Regions from separate parts of the Homo sapiens genome. Here region 2 is linked to region 1. Evidence: read pairs that join two places in POLR2A ChIA-PET (ENCODE). Cell type or tissue: MCF 10A. All regions are shown on one strand. Links, peaks and the distances in the headings refer to the core of each region. The heading gives the core; the rest is flanking DNA. Region 1 has its middle 120 kb from the start of MIR1973. Region 2 has its middle 100 kb from the start of TRAM1L1.

Region 1 (8,351 bases), core at 130-8,129:
AAATCATGTAACATATTATAATAACTAATCCATACAGTAAATTATTAATGTTATTATTTTTGTTAATTTATACTTATGCTTCATTCCTTGTAGGCTTTCTTCCTTCATTTTTTGATTGTATGTAGTGAAAAATTTCTGCTTATTGTCCCAATAATTTAATTCTCCTTCCTTCCTTCCTTCCTGATTTCCTTCCTTCCTTCCTTCCTGCCTTCCTTCTTTCCTTCCTTCCTTCCTTCCTTCCTTCCCTCCTTCCTTTTATAACTTATTTCTCTAACAGATGCATACCTGACTGGTATTTTTTTCATTCTCTATTCCTTATAAATCATTCTCCAGTTTCTTACTTACTAAAATTCTAAAGCCCTCACTTCATCTTATAACTTGGGTAACTACTTGTTAAAACTTTCCCTAGACTGACATTCAGAATCTGCAAAACTCTGAATGAGCCTTTACTATTTAATCTTATCTGCATGCCATAATACTTCTGCTTAAGTCTTAAGGCACCATATGTTCACTTAACCCTACATGTGTTATGCTTAAGCTCCACAGCAGGTGTTTATACATTACTGTCCTCTTAACTAAGCACATCACATCCATATTTCGGATAAAGTTGGTGAAACTTTCAATAATGGTCCCAGCCATCTTTTATTTTGCCTACTCTCAACCCCTGAAACAATTATTTTGAAACGTAAATCACCTAATCCCTTCATGGTTACCTAGCTTCTGTGTGTGGATTTTATATAATTCAGAATTGCATTAGGACAATAGTAATATGTCTTATGAGTCTTGTTTACCTGAGATGTGTCGTTTAATTTAAAAAGAGATCATCCGCATCAGTCAACTAGGATTTGTTTTAAAAATAAGTATGCCTAGCTTTTTCCTACTTTCAATCTACTGATTTAGAGTTTTTGGGTTATCTTGACTAGAAATCTACATTTTTAACGTGTGTACTCAGGTGATTTTTACATACATTGAGTTGTGAGGACTACTGGTATTATGGAGAATGATGTTGGAATTAACAGCTGTGAAGACTTTACTTCTCTGTAAGCTTGAGTGTTTTCTGCTGTGTAAAACATATATAATAGCTATTGCACTGGTTGGGTGTGATAAATGTGTGTAGGCTAACATAAAGCTCCTGCACATAACAAGTTCTCAAAAGGTATTTTTTGTTGTTGCTGTTTTTGAGATGGAGTCTCACTCTGTTGCCAGGCTGGAGTGCAGTGGCGCAATCTCGGCTCACTGCAACCTCCATCTGCTGGGTTCAAGTGATTCTCATGCCTCAGCCTCCCGAGTAGCTGGGATTACAGGCATGCGCCACCACACCTAGCTAATTTTTGTATTTTTAGTATAGATGGGGTTTCACCATGTTGGGCAGGATGGTCTCGTTCTCCTGACCTTGTGATCTGCCCACCTCGGCCTCCCAAAGTGCTGGGATTACAGGCTTGAGCCACCGTGCCCAGTCGGCATTTGGTCGTTTGTGTATTTAACCAGAATACTGCCAAAATTCATCCACTACTTATATAAACTTTTCATACAAAAAGATCAACAATTTTATTTGAAAAGTCTTGATGTAAATACATAATTTTTATTACATTTATATCCAAGTGTTATAGATTGTTCTATGCCCTGCAAAATGATACATTGAAGTCAGGACTCACAGTAGCCCAGAACATGACCTTGATTAAAAATTGTGTCATTATAGGTATAGCTAGTTAAGATGAAGTCATACTGAGCTAGGTTAGACCTTTAAATTAGTATATCTGATGTCCTTATAAGAGAGGAGAAAGTCCAGTGAAAAGCCAGATACAAGAGAGATATGAGGGCACACAGGGAGAAAATAGTTATATAACAACTGTGGCAGAGGTTGGAGCATTGCTGCCATAGCCAAGGAATGCCTGGGGCTCGCAGAAGCTGGATAGGCTAAAAAGAATCTTCCTTTACAGGTTTCTGAGGGAAAATGGCTCTGCCAAAAACTTGGTTCTTCTAGAATCAAGACTTTTAACCTCTAGAACTATAGAGAACTAATCTCTGTAGTTTTAGTCCACCCAGTTTATAGTACTTTGTTATGGAAGCCCAAGGAAAATAATACACTAGGAATAGGGAGATAGGTTTTATTCAAGTGATTTTTTCATTCTTTCTTATATTTTGTATTTAATTTTTTAAAATTTGTGTCAATATATTACTTAACATTTTAAATTTTAATTTTTATTACTGTACATTATTTTCATAATAATCATTCTAATTTTATACTTCAAAATTTTATCAATGAGGTATATTTGGACCATATCTTAGAACATATTATCATTCATCTATGACACAACAGAATATGAAGTCAAGAGAAAATTTGGTGTTACAATTGAAAAAAAATTTGTCATTTTCCAGTTTGAAATTCAATAGAAAAATCATGTTTCTGTTATAAAAGATTCTCCAATTTACTCTTCTAAAAACTTTATTTTCCCCTTTTAAGCTGTGTCCTGCAATTTGCCTTTGAATCATCATAAAGCACATAATGTAATATTGTTTTGTTCTTTGTCACTTTAAAAAAATGTGTTCGTGTTAAATGAGTTTTATTGGCAGTGATAGATGGGAGGATTTTGATCAGTAAAACATCACTGAGAAAGCAAAATTTTCTGAACCATATTTTATTTTTTGTAGAAAACATTACTCTAAACACTGGCCTAATTCAATATATGTTGAATGAAAACATGTAACAATTAATTAACAGATTAATTAACTGATTGGTTAACATGTGAAGGGGAATAGGAAGGGAAATGCGTCAAGGACAAGGTTGGTTTAGGAGTTTAGAACGATAGGAAGGAGGATGCATATTGTGAAAGCCGTGAGGAGACCATTTTAATTATAGAGACTATATTGAGGGTAAGAATGATTACACAAATTCAAGTATTAAGAGAAAGTTAGCATCTGGACATGAATAAAAAATGATTTAAAACTATAAGCAGCATGTTTAATTTATTAAGCCTTACTGGCTGCAAATGTTATATTGCATTTCTATTGGCCTTACAAAAACAATTGTAAGATAATGCCTCCAAATTAGTTACAATTTCCAGAATAACATAGCCAACTGAAAAAATAAGCAAACGAAGGAAGTAATATAACCCCTGCAATACTGCACAGTGAAATAGAAAAGGTGAACTGTCTGCCAGAGTCAAATGGGGAGCTAAAATAACAGAGGAATGTTCTACAGAAAAGTCACAGGATTTGGTAAAAGATTGCTTAAGGACTGTTTTAAGCCATGGGCTATCTGTCTCCAGAATCCTGGTAACAGAAAATACTTGACTATAGAATGTAAACAGTCTACTGTTTGGAGTGTGAGAAGAGCAAATGACTGTAACTCTTCGGGAGGAGGAAGACAGGAAAAGCAAGCAATAATATCTATTCATATTCCTAGGCAGTCTTGCTGTTTCTGAAATACTGAGAAAAATGTAGAAGGGGTACAATATGTTCATAAAATATATCTTTATTAATTATACCACCACAAAAGAGAAAGTAGTGATGCATCTTTTACCCCAATCATGAAAAAACAAAACAAAAAACAAGAATATCTGTTGCAAGGGCACCATCTGCTGGAAGATCAGTAAACAAACATAAACCAGCTCAGAGGACAGTGATCTGTTCACAAAATTATAATGCCAATGTCCTCCATCTAATCGAAACTGCAGGCTATTAAAATATATATGTAAATGTTTAATGATCCTCTGAGGAAGAAATAATAACAAGACAGCTCATTGCATAATGAGAAAGTATAATAAAATCTATGAAGTAATGAGATTGAGTCTCTTGTTAGATACTTTAGTTGCAATTTGCTTTCCGAAGAATGATATTTTTACACAAAATAAACATACATACTAATACAACTGACTATAATATTGTATCTAATTGTATCTCAACAAATATGTTTGACAGTCTATACAAACTTTGGTAATTAAATTTCTATTTTGTGGTACAAAATGGGCTGTATACTCTTTCATAACAGATTTTACACATATTTTCTTTGATTATATACATACATATAGAGATAGAGAGAAAAGTAATTTTAAAAAAATGTAATCAGACACAGGATTATATTTCTAGATTTTCATAATTTTATCTCATAAGGTTTTGCAAGCTCTCATTTTTCATTCCTTTCACAGCCTTGCTGACACCCATACATCTAAATTTTGTTTCCTCCTTATATCCAGAATTGAACTATTCAAGGATAATTTTTCCCATAATATTGGCTTTCTAGTGTTTAGATATGCTTCTCCCACCTGTAGTTAAAATAATGGTTCCACTTCCTGTTTTCAACCCTCTGAAATCTTCACTTTTTATTTCCAGATCTGGGTAGTCTTTCCTCCCATGCAAGCCCCTATGTGTCCCTCCTATCACACTCTCTTTCATCTACCACACACTTTACATTCTGACCTATAAAAAAGGAAGGAAATCATTCGTCAGAATTTCCCTTGAGTATAGAAATATTGTATTTATTTATTTGTTTAATTTATTTGTTTTTGAGACAGGATTTTGCTCTTCTTGCCCAGGCTGTGCAATCCAGGTTGTGCAGTGGCATGATCACAGCTCATTGCAGCCTCAGCACAGCTCATTGCAGCCTCGGCCTCATGGGATCAAACGATCCTCCACTACAGCCTCCCAAGTGGCTGGGACCAAATGCATGTGCCACATGCTTAGATATGGTTTTTTTTCTTTCTTTCTTTCTTTTCTTTTTTTTTTTAAGAGACAAAGTCTCCCTATGTTGCACAGGCTACTTTTGAACTGCTGAGCTCAAGGAATCCTCCTGCCTCAGCTTCCTAAATTGCTGGGATTACAGGTGTGAGCCAGCACACCTAGCCATTTTGTGTTTAGAACAAATATTCAATAAGTTCAGTATTTTGGAGGTGAAGACACAGAGAATACGCACCACTAAACATTATTAAAAATGTGCTTTCTAAAACATGTGGACACTGTTGTTTATATGATTATTTGGTTTTGCTGACCAACAATATGAGCCTTTGGATATGCATTATAAGAAACAAGAGCAGAGTTAAACTTATTTTTAAAAAGTATTTCTTTTTAGAGATAGGATCTCACTCTGTTGCCCAGGCTGGAGTGCGGTGGCATAATCACAGCTCACTGCAGCTTCAAACTGCCTGGGCTCAAGCAGTCCTCCCACCTCAGCCTCCCAAGTGGCTGTGACTACAGGCATGTGCCACAATGCCCAGTTGAGTTCAACTTATTTTTAAAGTACAGCAGAGCAAAGCCTGTCTTAGACGCTGTATGACCATGAAGGGATTTTGGAAAAGATAAATAACTACTACTAATTTTGGAATTTATCTGCTGTAGAGAGGGCTATATTAAAACAAACAAACAAACAAACAAAAAACACCTCCTTTCTCTTTGCTATGTAATCTATCTTTCTTTCTTTCTTTTTTTTTTTTTTTTTGAGACGGAGTCCGCTCTGTTGCCCAGGCTTGAGTGCAGTGGCGTGATTTCAGCTCACTGCAAGCTCCACCTCCCAGGTTACGCCATTCTCCTGCCTCAGCCTCCTGAGTAGCTGGGACTACAGGCGCCTGCCACCTCGCCTGGCTAATTATTTTTTGTATTTTTAGTAGCGACGGGGTTTCACTGTGTTAGCCAGGATGATCTCAATCTCCTGACCTCGTGAACTGCCCACCTCGGCGTCCCAAAGTGCTGGGATTACAGTCGTTTGCTATGTAATCTTATGATGAAAAATCTAAATTGCTTAGTAAACATGTTATATGATGATATTATATGGAAGACTCAAAAAAGTGCTATTTCTGCACCAAGGTTAGTATAGGTCATAAAGACAGAAAATAATATGCTCTAATAGGCCTTGTCCTGATTGCTAAAGAGCAAACACTTGGCGAGTTCACAATATAAAGTGAGAGTCTCAAAGACACATTCCCTAACCTACGTCAAATGGTTTAATTTTATTTAATCCTCTTTTCTGAATACAGCCTTTTCTGAAGTTAATGAATTGGTTTTACTTCATGAAAATAGAATTGTGTAACCAACACAATGTTGAAAATGTAAAAATCTACTTATCATCCACACACACATACAAAAACACACATTTTATGCTTAATTATTAATTTTCATTACTTTAAAAAATGTTCAGTTTTTGTTCCACTAAAGACTGACATGCCTCACCCATTGGTAGAATTCAATCATTCATTCATTTAAAAAAATATTGAGCATTGCCAGCTCAGTAGACACTGAGTTGACTTGATTATACTGGATAAGCATTAATACATACACAAGTTCTAAAATATTTGCTGATAAATATAATTAATGCCAGAAAGGAAAACAATAAAAGATTCTCTGAGAGTAGGAAGTCACACAAAACTTATGGATGGGATGAGTAGGTTCTTCCTAAACTTCATCTTAAAGAAGAGAAACTTGAAGGGAGGCTAAAAGATTGATGTGGAAGATCATTTTCAAAAAAAGCTGCAATGACGCCTCTAATCCGTTTGTATACATCTTTTTGTGCTGTGACTTTGCCACTACTTCCCCTATTGATGAGTGGGGTTGATTTCCGCATCTTCCAAGTCTGGATTGGCATATGACTTGCTTTTGCCAGTGGGGCAATAACAAAAATGGCCACAAGCAGAGATTTGAAAAGTGCTTACAGGAGAAGTGCCAGACGCTAATAAAACCATTTCATGAAAACTCACTCACTATCATGAGAACAGCATGTGGAAAACCACTCCCAGGATCCAGTCACCTCCCTCCCTTGACATGTGGAGATTACAATTCGAAATGAGATTTGGATGGGGTCACAGAGCCAAACTGTGTCACCCAGATATGTAAGTGAGTTAGTGGGAGATCATTCAGGCCCAGCTAAGACAATGCAAAACAAAACAACCTCTTAGCCCTTCCACAGAATCACAGAAACATTAGAAACAATAATTTGTAGTTTTGTACTACTGTGTTTGGGGCCATTTATTTAATAGTAACAGCTAACTGAAAAAATTGTGCAGAAGCAAGAAAAACAGCACTAAATATTCTGAGCTGAAGGACTAGCATGCAGCAACTCTAAAGTCTAACTGGGGGTTTTCAATAATATAAAAAGTGCTGCATATAGCAATGGGGAAAGGATTCCCTATTTGATAAATGGTGCTCGGAGAATTGGCTAGCCATATGCAGGAAATTGAAATTGGATCTCTGCCTTACACTTCATATAAAAATTAGGTCAAGATCAATTAAAGACTTAAATGTAAAACCCAAAACTATAAAAACCCTCGAAGAAAATCTAGGCAATACCATTCAGGACATAGGCACAGGCAAAGATTTCATGACGAAACAAGGACCAATAAGGTTTGAGAGTTAAACAGAATTCTAGGTAATATTACTCCCAACTAGCCATTTATAAAAAAGGTTAAGCTTATAGAAACTGGAATGAGAAATTTTTGCAATCTTAAATTGGGATGTGATAAGATTTGTCAGTTTTGCAGAATCAATTGACATGGAGAGGTCAAGATTAAAATGAAGGACAAAGGATGCTCTTGTTTCAATATAGGTGAAGCATAATTGCAGTTTGAAGGATGATAGCAGTGGCATGAGTGCATATACACTTTAAACCTCTTTCTTTCCCTTTGCTGAAGATATGAATATTTTTAAATAATCTTCAAAGTTGAAGAACATAACTAATCTGTTGTCACTGAAATACTATGGTATTTTCTATTGAACTAATGGTGTTAAATTTTAGAATGATAGCATTCTGCCTTATTCCAGTAGTTACAGAGTTGTTTGCAAGTAACCTGACAGTTTTCAATTATTTTACTTTAATGTACCTATTTGTCAAAACTCTCCCCTATAATAGATCTGGTTCCCTCTGCACAAGGTGTGAAATGGTCTGGAGATCAGAATGTACAACCAAGTAAAAAGCCTGCTGACAAAAGAGCATAGTGCTGGGGAATGAGATAAACTTTTTGAGATCTCTGCACTCTTAGTCTCACAGAAAAAGAGTGAACCTACTCATACACCCAATACATTGCTGCTACAATCAGCATTTGAGAAATCTATTGCACAAAAGCCATCTATAATCAAGGAACTCATACAGACCCAAGGCCCCCTGAAAGGATCTGGAATAAAAGCCAAGCAATAATACACAACATACATTACAGTCACACCATGAAAAGGAAAAAACATAGTCCTACTGAAATGAGAGTAAAATCAAAAATAAGAAGTGACAGCTTCTCCAGATGAGAAGGAATCAGCACAAGAACTATATCAGCACTCACACACGCATACAAAACAGTGTTTTGACATCCTACAGGATCACACTAGCTCCTTAGCAATGGATCCTAACCAAAGTGAAAATTCTGAAATGACAGATA
Region 2 (8,351 bases), core at 332-8,331, 800 kb before region 1:
ATACATAAACATAGGCAGTATAATTATAAACATTCCAACACTCTTGTTTAATCTATACTTCCAACCCACTGGATTACTTTAAAGTAAGCCCCAAATATTATGTTATCTGTAAGCACGTATCACTAAAATATAACTACCACAATTATGAAAAACAAAATATTTTCTTAATATAATCAAGATAGAGATCCTCAATTCTAAATTTTCATATGTATATAATTTTTTTAGTGTTGGTTTGTTCAAATCTGTAACTAAACAAGATATCCTTTTTTCTTATTTTAATATCCTTCTTTTAGTAGCCTTACATGTCTACTCTCCTTAGTTCTTCTATTCTCCTATATCTTTATTAAAACATTATTTATGGCTTTTAATGCTCCTTTTTCACTTTTCAATCCCTATTTCTGACACTCCATTTATTCTGACCAAATATTGATGAATTCTCCTTTGATGATCTGACTAAATTACTGCATACTTGGCATCCAGCGAACTCAGGATTGGATTCTATGATGTGACTGGAATAGGAAATGAGATTCTGAGAGAAAGGCAATATTCAATTTGGTAACTATTTTTATCTATCACTAAATGAAGTATAGAGTCTTGTGATTTTTGTTAATAGTGGTGAAACATTTAATTCCCTCCATCAGTTCTAACATTGTAGCCAATGAAATTTAGGATAATTTACTTACTATAAAAATATTGTAAAAAACGTTTTAAATGTACCAAGGATAAAAAGAAAAATAAAGATCACCTTTAATCACTCAAGCTAGACAAGAGATAACAATATTTTGATATATTCTATTTTCCTTCTTATAATTATGTATATAGGAAGATATGCACATCCAGAGATGTGCAGCAACTGAGATCTTGTTACCTGTAGCAAAAGTCACCAGAGCCACAAACATTTAAATGACAATTTTGATGAACTGGTAGAGTCTAAATATGGACTCATGCAAAAGAGAAAATCCTGAGGGTCGCAGTGTTCAAAAAGCCACACAACTTTCTTGGGCTTCTTCTTCAGGAAGCCTATAAGATTCTCACAGTGAGGACCCAGTAGTTTCTCGCATGGCCTTGGTGGGAGCACAATCACTACATATATTTGGTGTGTATGCATTTTTTATTTCTGGGTAGATAAACAGTATTCTGGTTATACCACCTTGTCTGAAATTGAAAGTTTCATTGCATTTTAATGAACAATAATTTAAAAGTATATATTATCTCTTTTCACCATGGAGTAAATGTTGCAGATAATATCATTTGGAAAGCAATTTCTTTTATGTAGTTCAGTGTGATGGATGTTTGTTATGATTAATATCTATGACGAAAGGGAGAAGGCAGGATTCAACAAAGGGAGAATTTGGGCTGCAATGCAGTCTCAACAAAGACCTCAGGCAACCCCACAGAGAGTTATGACTCTGAAATATTTCTACAAGGTTATCTGTAATTCGAGAGAGAGGCCAGGTTTTTGTACTCATGCATTGATCAATCATTAGTATCAAGCTTGCTCTCCGGGTGTGAGTTTAGAAAAAAAAGGTTCTATTTGTCCAAGGACCAGTCCAGGAGTGTTTGGTAGATGTCTGCTAACAGTTGCATCACTCATAATAATAGAGGAATCTGGATGACACAACAGAGCAATCACTTCAGTGTAGTAGATTTTACTTCATTAAACAATGATTTTGGTGACTTTAAAAATATATAAATAAATAAATTATTATAGTTGTATTGCAGATTAATAATATAAATAATATGAAAAACATACAGCTTAATAATTTTAAGCTTTAGAAATTAAAATTGCCCAAGTTCTTATTTGAAATATATCTCTTGAATCCTAATTAAAATATTTTGTGGTAAGAATAATTAGCATTCTAAATAAAGTATCTTCAAACAAGGTTCAGCCTGAAGTATCTTTTTATAAATAAAAAATTAGCAATATTTCAAAACAGGGTACTAACAATAGGTTGATTGTAGTAATGTGAAATTCATAGAAACCAGCTAATTTTTAACTAAAATTATTCAAAATTATTGTATAATTTGAAATTGAAAATGATTTGTTGATTGCTATGGTTTGAATATGGTTTGTTTCATCCAAAACTCATATTGAAACTTGATCCCCAATGTGGCAATATTGGGTGTGGTCCCCAGTAGAAGGTGTTTGGGTCATGGGAGTGGATCCCTCATAAATAAGTTAAAACCCTCCTATGGGGTTGAAATATGTTCTCGCTCTTGGAGAAATGGATTAGTTCCCATGACAGAGGGTTGTTAAAAAGAGTCTGGCTTCCCTGGTTTTCATCCCTTGTTTCCTCTCTCACCATATGATCTTCTCCTTTCACTTTCTGCCATGAGAGGAAGCAGCGTAAGGTCCTCGCTAGAAGCAGCTGTCCAATCTTGGTCTTTCCAGCCAGCAGGATCATAAGCCAAATAAACGTTTATACATTATGTAGCCTCGAGTATAGTGTTATAGCAACACAAAATGGACTAAGACAACTGGCATCATATTTTCTGGATTACTTTTTATCCAAATAAAGGGGATAATGATCCAATTTAAGCAGCATGAAAAATATCCATTTCTATCATCTGTTGTACACTTGAAAGAAGTATCTGACAGAAGAAACAGAAAACATTCCATTAACATTCAACATAAACTTATTTTTATCCTCAGTGGAAACAGAAGCTGTATCATTTATTAGAGTGCACGCTACAGCTTTTGGTACCATATGCTCTGTCAGATTTAGGTGATACTTAATTGCTCATTGTTAAACTAAGATGACAGTCATTAATAGCATCCTGACAATTAATACAGAGGATATGTAGAAGCAGAAAAGAGTCATTTGCCATTATTTTTATCCCCCAAACTTTGAAATTAATATTTTAATAATTTTTATTCTCATCTTCCTAATCATATCTCTTTATAGGGTATATTTATATATACATCTTCTATAAAGCAAGCAGGTATCAAAAAATTAAAATACTACTGCAAATATGAGCTTACTATGATTATGACCCAGCAAATTTATTTGACATGATAAATAGTAAATATTGATTAAAACTTACTTATAGTAATTACTTTTTGTAGACCAAATGCTAAACAATGCTTTCCTAATACTAGGATGTATGTATCTCATGTCATCTTAGAAACACAATCTCTTGACCAAACAGTATTTCTTATTATTTCTTTCCCTAATAAATTTCAGCCCACTTAATGTCATTCTCCCTTTCTCTGGGTAGAAAATATTTTGTATACGGTGTAAGAAAAATTCCAAAATTTTTGACATCTTTCTTCCAGAAACATTACCAGTTGAGGTGATTTTTGTAGAAACTTTGAGGTGAAAGTGAGTACAGTTAAATTTAATGCTAACATAACCAAATTCATATTCCCCAAATTTAAATGTCAATGGATGCTTCCATTGCATCCATTCCATGGATGGCAACATTTAGTGTGGGGATTTAAGATACCATATACAATCTCATTTTATATTATATTGTTATTTTCTTAGAGAGAAAGTGCTGAAGTTATATGTGGCAATAATTCCTGAGGCTTCAAGAGCAAAAGCACTAGCTATAGTTTATAGAATAAGGTGATATATCTTAGTAGAGTCCTTTGCTGAAGGCTGGGGTGGGTGTAAAAATCTGAGAAACTTCTCACAAGTCTGAGGTTGTTCAGAAACACTTAAAATGCTAGTCTATCTTCATTTGCATGGAATCCAGAAAGTCTGCGGGAAAACAATTTAAAGTTAGTCTGGGTCAGACACCGCGGCTCACGCTTGTAATCCCAACACTTTGGGAGGCCGACGCGGATGGATCACTTGAAGCCAGGCAATTAAGACCAGACTGGCCAAAACGGGGAAACCCCATCTCTACTAAAAATACAAAAAATTAGCCGGGCGTGGTGGCATGCACCTGCAGTCCCAGCTTCCGGAGAGGCTGAGGCATGAGAATCTGCGAATCCCTTGAACCTGGGAGACGGAGGTTGCAGTGAGCCAAGATTACGTGGGTTCTCTCCAGCGTGGGCCACAGACACTCCGTCTCAATAAATAAGTAAATAAATAAATAAATAATAAAGTTAGTCTGAACCAGTTCAAACATATACCTGTTTGATAGCTGTGGGTGGGAGTGGGGTTTGGGAGGGTTGAAAGAAGGCTGTTCCGGAAGGAAGAATAATAAGGCCTTTGAGAAATTATCACCAGTGGATAAATAAATTATATAGAAAAGACCTACCTAAACAAAAAGCTGCAATGCCCAAAGGGGCATTTGTTCCATGCACGGAGTGATACTGAGGTGCAGAGGGCTACATTTGAAGGAAAGAACCATGTAGGTGACATGATAAGGTAAGAGGAGCCTGTAACCTGAGACTTGTGCTTTAGATGTTCTCAGTCTCTCTTATTTTCCCTTGTATATTATCTTGTCAAAATAATATTGATTAGTAATAAAAGAAGAATGTATGATGTTGGGGAAACCAGCCCCACACCACCCAGCGGGTACCCCGAGTCCGGCGAAGACAAAGGAGTTGGAAAGCGACAGAATAAGCGTTTAAAAGGCGGGTCCAGGAGACCGGATCATCGGAGGCTTGCTCAAGGCCTAGAGCTCTGGGCGCCGCCCAATTTATTGGTTTACAAGCTCTTTGTTCTTAGGGCAGATGGGAGGGGGAGGAAAGGATGAGGAAAAGGATTAATCACTGAAGGAGAACTTGTGAGTCATTCAATCAGATGTATAGCAGTGGCGGTTTCTGTGAATTTCCTTGAGCAAAGGCATGTGTCTAACTACTTAAGATCTTTAACTTATTGGGACTGAAACAGGTGGGAGTGGGTTTCAGGAGGAGCCAAGATGTTTGATTATACTCCACTGCTTTAAGGGAGTTTTATCTCCCTGAGCAACCTGTGGAATGCAGCTGAGCGGTTATGCTCTCCCGGCATAAAGACATGAATGCAATAACGAGACTTTTCTCCTCAGAGGCCGCCCATGGCTCCCCATGGGTGTCTCACACAGGGGAGACCAACTCAACTGGCACCCCAGAAACTCTCTTTCCAACATATCTCAGTTGTAACTCTTTTTTTTTTTCTCTCTCTCTCTGTCACACACACACACACACACACACACAATCTAGGACTTTAGAACTTTCAGATATTCCTCAGGATCTAGCCTTCAAATCTGGCACAGCAAAACCAATAACCCTAAATACTTTAGATATTAATGTATTCCAGAGGAAGGAGAGGGTTTATCCTCATCTTTTCTGCTTTGATATAAAAACAAAATGCAGTTTAGGCTACTTCCAGCTTCACCAATAGATACTGTGTCTGGGGACTGGTGTGTGGCAGGATTTGAGCAGGGAGGTGTCTTATTAAGAGGAAGGACAAATTATTAACATGGCAAATCCTTCTTCTTAGGTCACATTAAAGACAGAGATTCTTGCATGACAAAACATTTTTTCTGGATAGTGAAAATGGCCTCTTTTATTGTTTTTTTTATGTGCCGCAATACATGATTCCAGTGATAATCACAAAGTAACAAAATATTTCCAACAGCTACACATGGTTGTTGAGGATTACAGTGCATTGTTTACATTGTGAGCTATTTATTTCCTATGAAAGCATATTTTTCAACTTAGTATAGACCACATTTTATGTATGATCATTTGTTTATTTGTGATTTTAAATATTTAAGTATGCATATGTGAACCTCCAACTTTATCCATGTGCTGCAAATATAAGAGGTAGGTCTGGGCATGAGAAAATCATCTGATAAGAGTAAGCTATTTGCCTATTAACTCAAAACATATATGAAGCCTTAATTTCAGACAGGAATGGGCAACAGAAGTGTCACAATTACAAAGAACTCACATCACTCAGGTAGCCAGGGTAATTGTTTATGAAACAAGCCCCTCCAGTAGAATCTCATAAAAAGGAAGTGACTTTATCAAGGGCTTAAAAACTGTTGAAGACTAGGAGACTTTGGTGTAAGGCATGTAGGTATTTTTAGAATTTTCTTTTTGTTTGTTTGTTGGTTTTGTTTTTATTTTTTCTTTTTGAGATTGCATCTTGCTCTGTTGTCCAGGTTGGAGTGAAGGGGTGTGATCAAGCTCACTTCAGAATTAATCTTCTGAACTCAAGCAATCCTCTTACCTCACAATCCCAAGTATCTGGGACCACAGGTACGTGCCACCATGCCTGGGTAAATTTTTATTTTTATTTTCTTTGAAGAGATGGTGTCTCACCATGTTTCCCAGGCTAGTCTCAAACTCCTGGGCTTATGCAGTCCTCCCATGTCAACCTCCCAAAGTGCTGGGAGGTGTGAGCCACCATGGCCAGATTTCTTGAAAGTGTATAACCCAGGGATCCTGAGGATTGTCTAGAAATCCTGCTAATGCAACAGGTGAACATGTAAAACATTCATATAAATGTTTCATTTATGATTCATAATTCATGTGAAATAGCATGAGGAAACACAACAGAAAATAACTACAGGAAAGCTATCAGAATGTAACATAATAGAAAAACCCACCCAAGGGGACACAATTTTTTTCATTTCATTTCATTTCAACCAGTTTTTTTCCATTAAAACATGCTGTATTGCCCATTTCAATCAATGGATTATTAAACTTTTTATCTTTTATTCCTTCTAACAACTAAATTATGGCAAATCATATCAATAAAAAAGCCTTGAAATCCTTAGATGTTATAGAATTGCAAAGTATATTATTATTTACACTTAATTTGTAAACAGTATGCCATTTCCTGTCTAGTGATGCTAAAATTGTTCTTTTGTTTTTATTTTTATTTGTGAATAACTAAACATTATTTTAGAAGACTAAAATTGCATTGCCAATATTTGTTACTGTTTCTCTGATTCACTATTGCTCCAACCCAAAGTAACCTAGAAACTATTAGTTGAAAGAAAGTTGCAACTGAGATAGATTCTGATTGTATTACTAATCAATATTGTTTTGACAAAGTAATATACAAAGGGAAAATAAACTATAAAATATGTTTTGATATGCAATTTGATTCTGGGGAAAGTAAGAACTCATTTTACACTGAGCATAGTATGACTAAATTAAGCAGAATATAATAAAAGGAGCTTTTTCATTTTGAGACATTTTTGCAGTAAATACTCACCATAACACTACTGTATAAGCAATTAGTAGTTTCCAAGAACTCTTCTTGGTATATGTTTGAAATTCAAAATTAATATCTAAAATCTTCATGTAACAAGCAACATTTGTTTTTGAAAAGTGGGGTTTGAATTTTATTCAGAGAAGAAAGAGAGTAAAAGGCTTAGTTGGGTTCATGTCTTTTAGTAGGTATTTTAATGAAGACCTAAAAATTCACACATACTCTTCATCGTTAAATTTTAATTTTCATTAGAAATAATATGTTGATAGTTGCTTAGAGCAAGAGTTGACCAACTAGCAAAGTTTTGTTTTGTTTTGCCTTATTAATTCTAATCATTTACATTCTAGGTCTATCAAAAGGGACAACTGCTAATTGTTATGCATAAGTCTAAAGTTTGCATTTGGAACAGAAGAAATCCATAAGATGTGTGGTTTAAAAAAAATCCAAAATTACCTTTAACAACAGTGCCTGGTACAGTTCCAGCTGAATACTAGCTTAAATGACACTGGCATCTTTCTCCATATGAGATTTAATTTCCTTTTATATGCTAGCAGTGTCTAGTGTCATTTCTTATAAACGGACTTGTCAGAATTTAGCTCTGAACATGGTGAGAGGCATTCTGACATGTACCATGGGAAATGAAAAAAGTATGCCAACTCTTAGCAGTATATCAATACTAGAAGAGCTTATTCTCTGCTGGCAATTGGTCTAAAGTTAATTAGGTGTTTAATTCTTATCCATTTACTTGTGAGAATGACCTTTTCATTTCCTGAAACAAAGAAGAAAGTATTTGTTGAAATTTATGAAATTAAGAAATAAAAATGCAAAATACAGCAGGAGCTATTATAAAATTATGCCCATCAGTGTCACCTAAACATGACATAACAAGAATTATACACAACCTAGTATATTTCGTCTTCAAGATGTCCACCCTTAACAAGCCACTTCCTTACATTCCACCAAAAGATAAACACAATGGGAGCAGGAAATAATTTTGTTGCTTTTTTATTCACTACTTAATCCCAGTAATGAGAAGAGTAGTCAACTCTATATAATAAGGTTTAGGTAATTACTGAATGAATGAACGAACATGATCACAATTAGAATGATCAAAATTCAGTGTGAAAGTGGCCCTAATTGAGTAACAATGAAATGCTAAAAAAACCTAAGCATCTTTAATACATATCATCATTAAAATAATCATAAACATATTTTAATCCTATCTTTTCTTCTCCATTCCCCCTACTTTTT

Evidence for each region. ChIA-PET counts read pairs that join two places held together with the same protein. Peaks named below come from ENCODE experiments on the same cell type or tissue, not always from the same donor. Only the 100,000 strongest peaks of a DNase experiment are listed, where the experiment ranks them.
Region 2: POLR2A ChIA-PET joins it to region 1 with 10 read pairs; 2 of 35 experiments call an interaction of 5 or more read pairs at or near these places.

What each region holds. Positions count from the first base shown.
Region 1 is chr4:116,175,477-116,183,827 of GRCh38, reverse strand. No RefSeq gene overlaps it. Among named protein-coding and RNA genes, the nearest start is that of MIR1973, 120 kb to the left of the region's middle. In MCF 10A, for the core only: a CTCF peak has its summit at 3,567 (motif pointing left); no DNase peak of the experiment used is centred there.
Region 2 is chr4:116,976,893-116,985,243 of GRCh38, reverse strand. No RefSeq gene overlaps it. Among named protein-coding and RNA genes, the nearest start is that of TRAM1L1, 100 kb to the left of the region's middle. RefSeq lists an enhancer at 4,057-5,256. In MCF 10A, for the core only: no CTCF peak of the experiment used is centred there; a DNase peak (open chromatin) is centred at 4,603.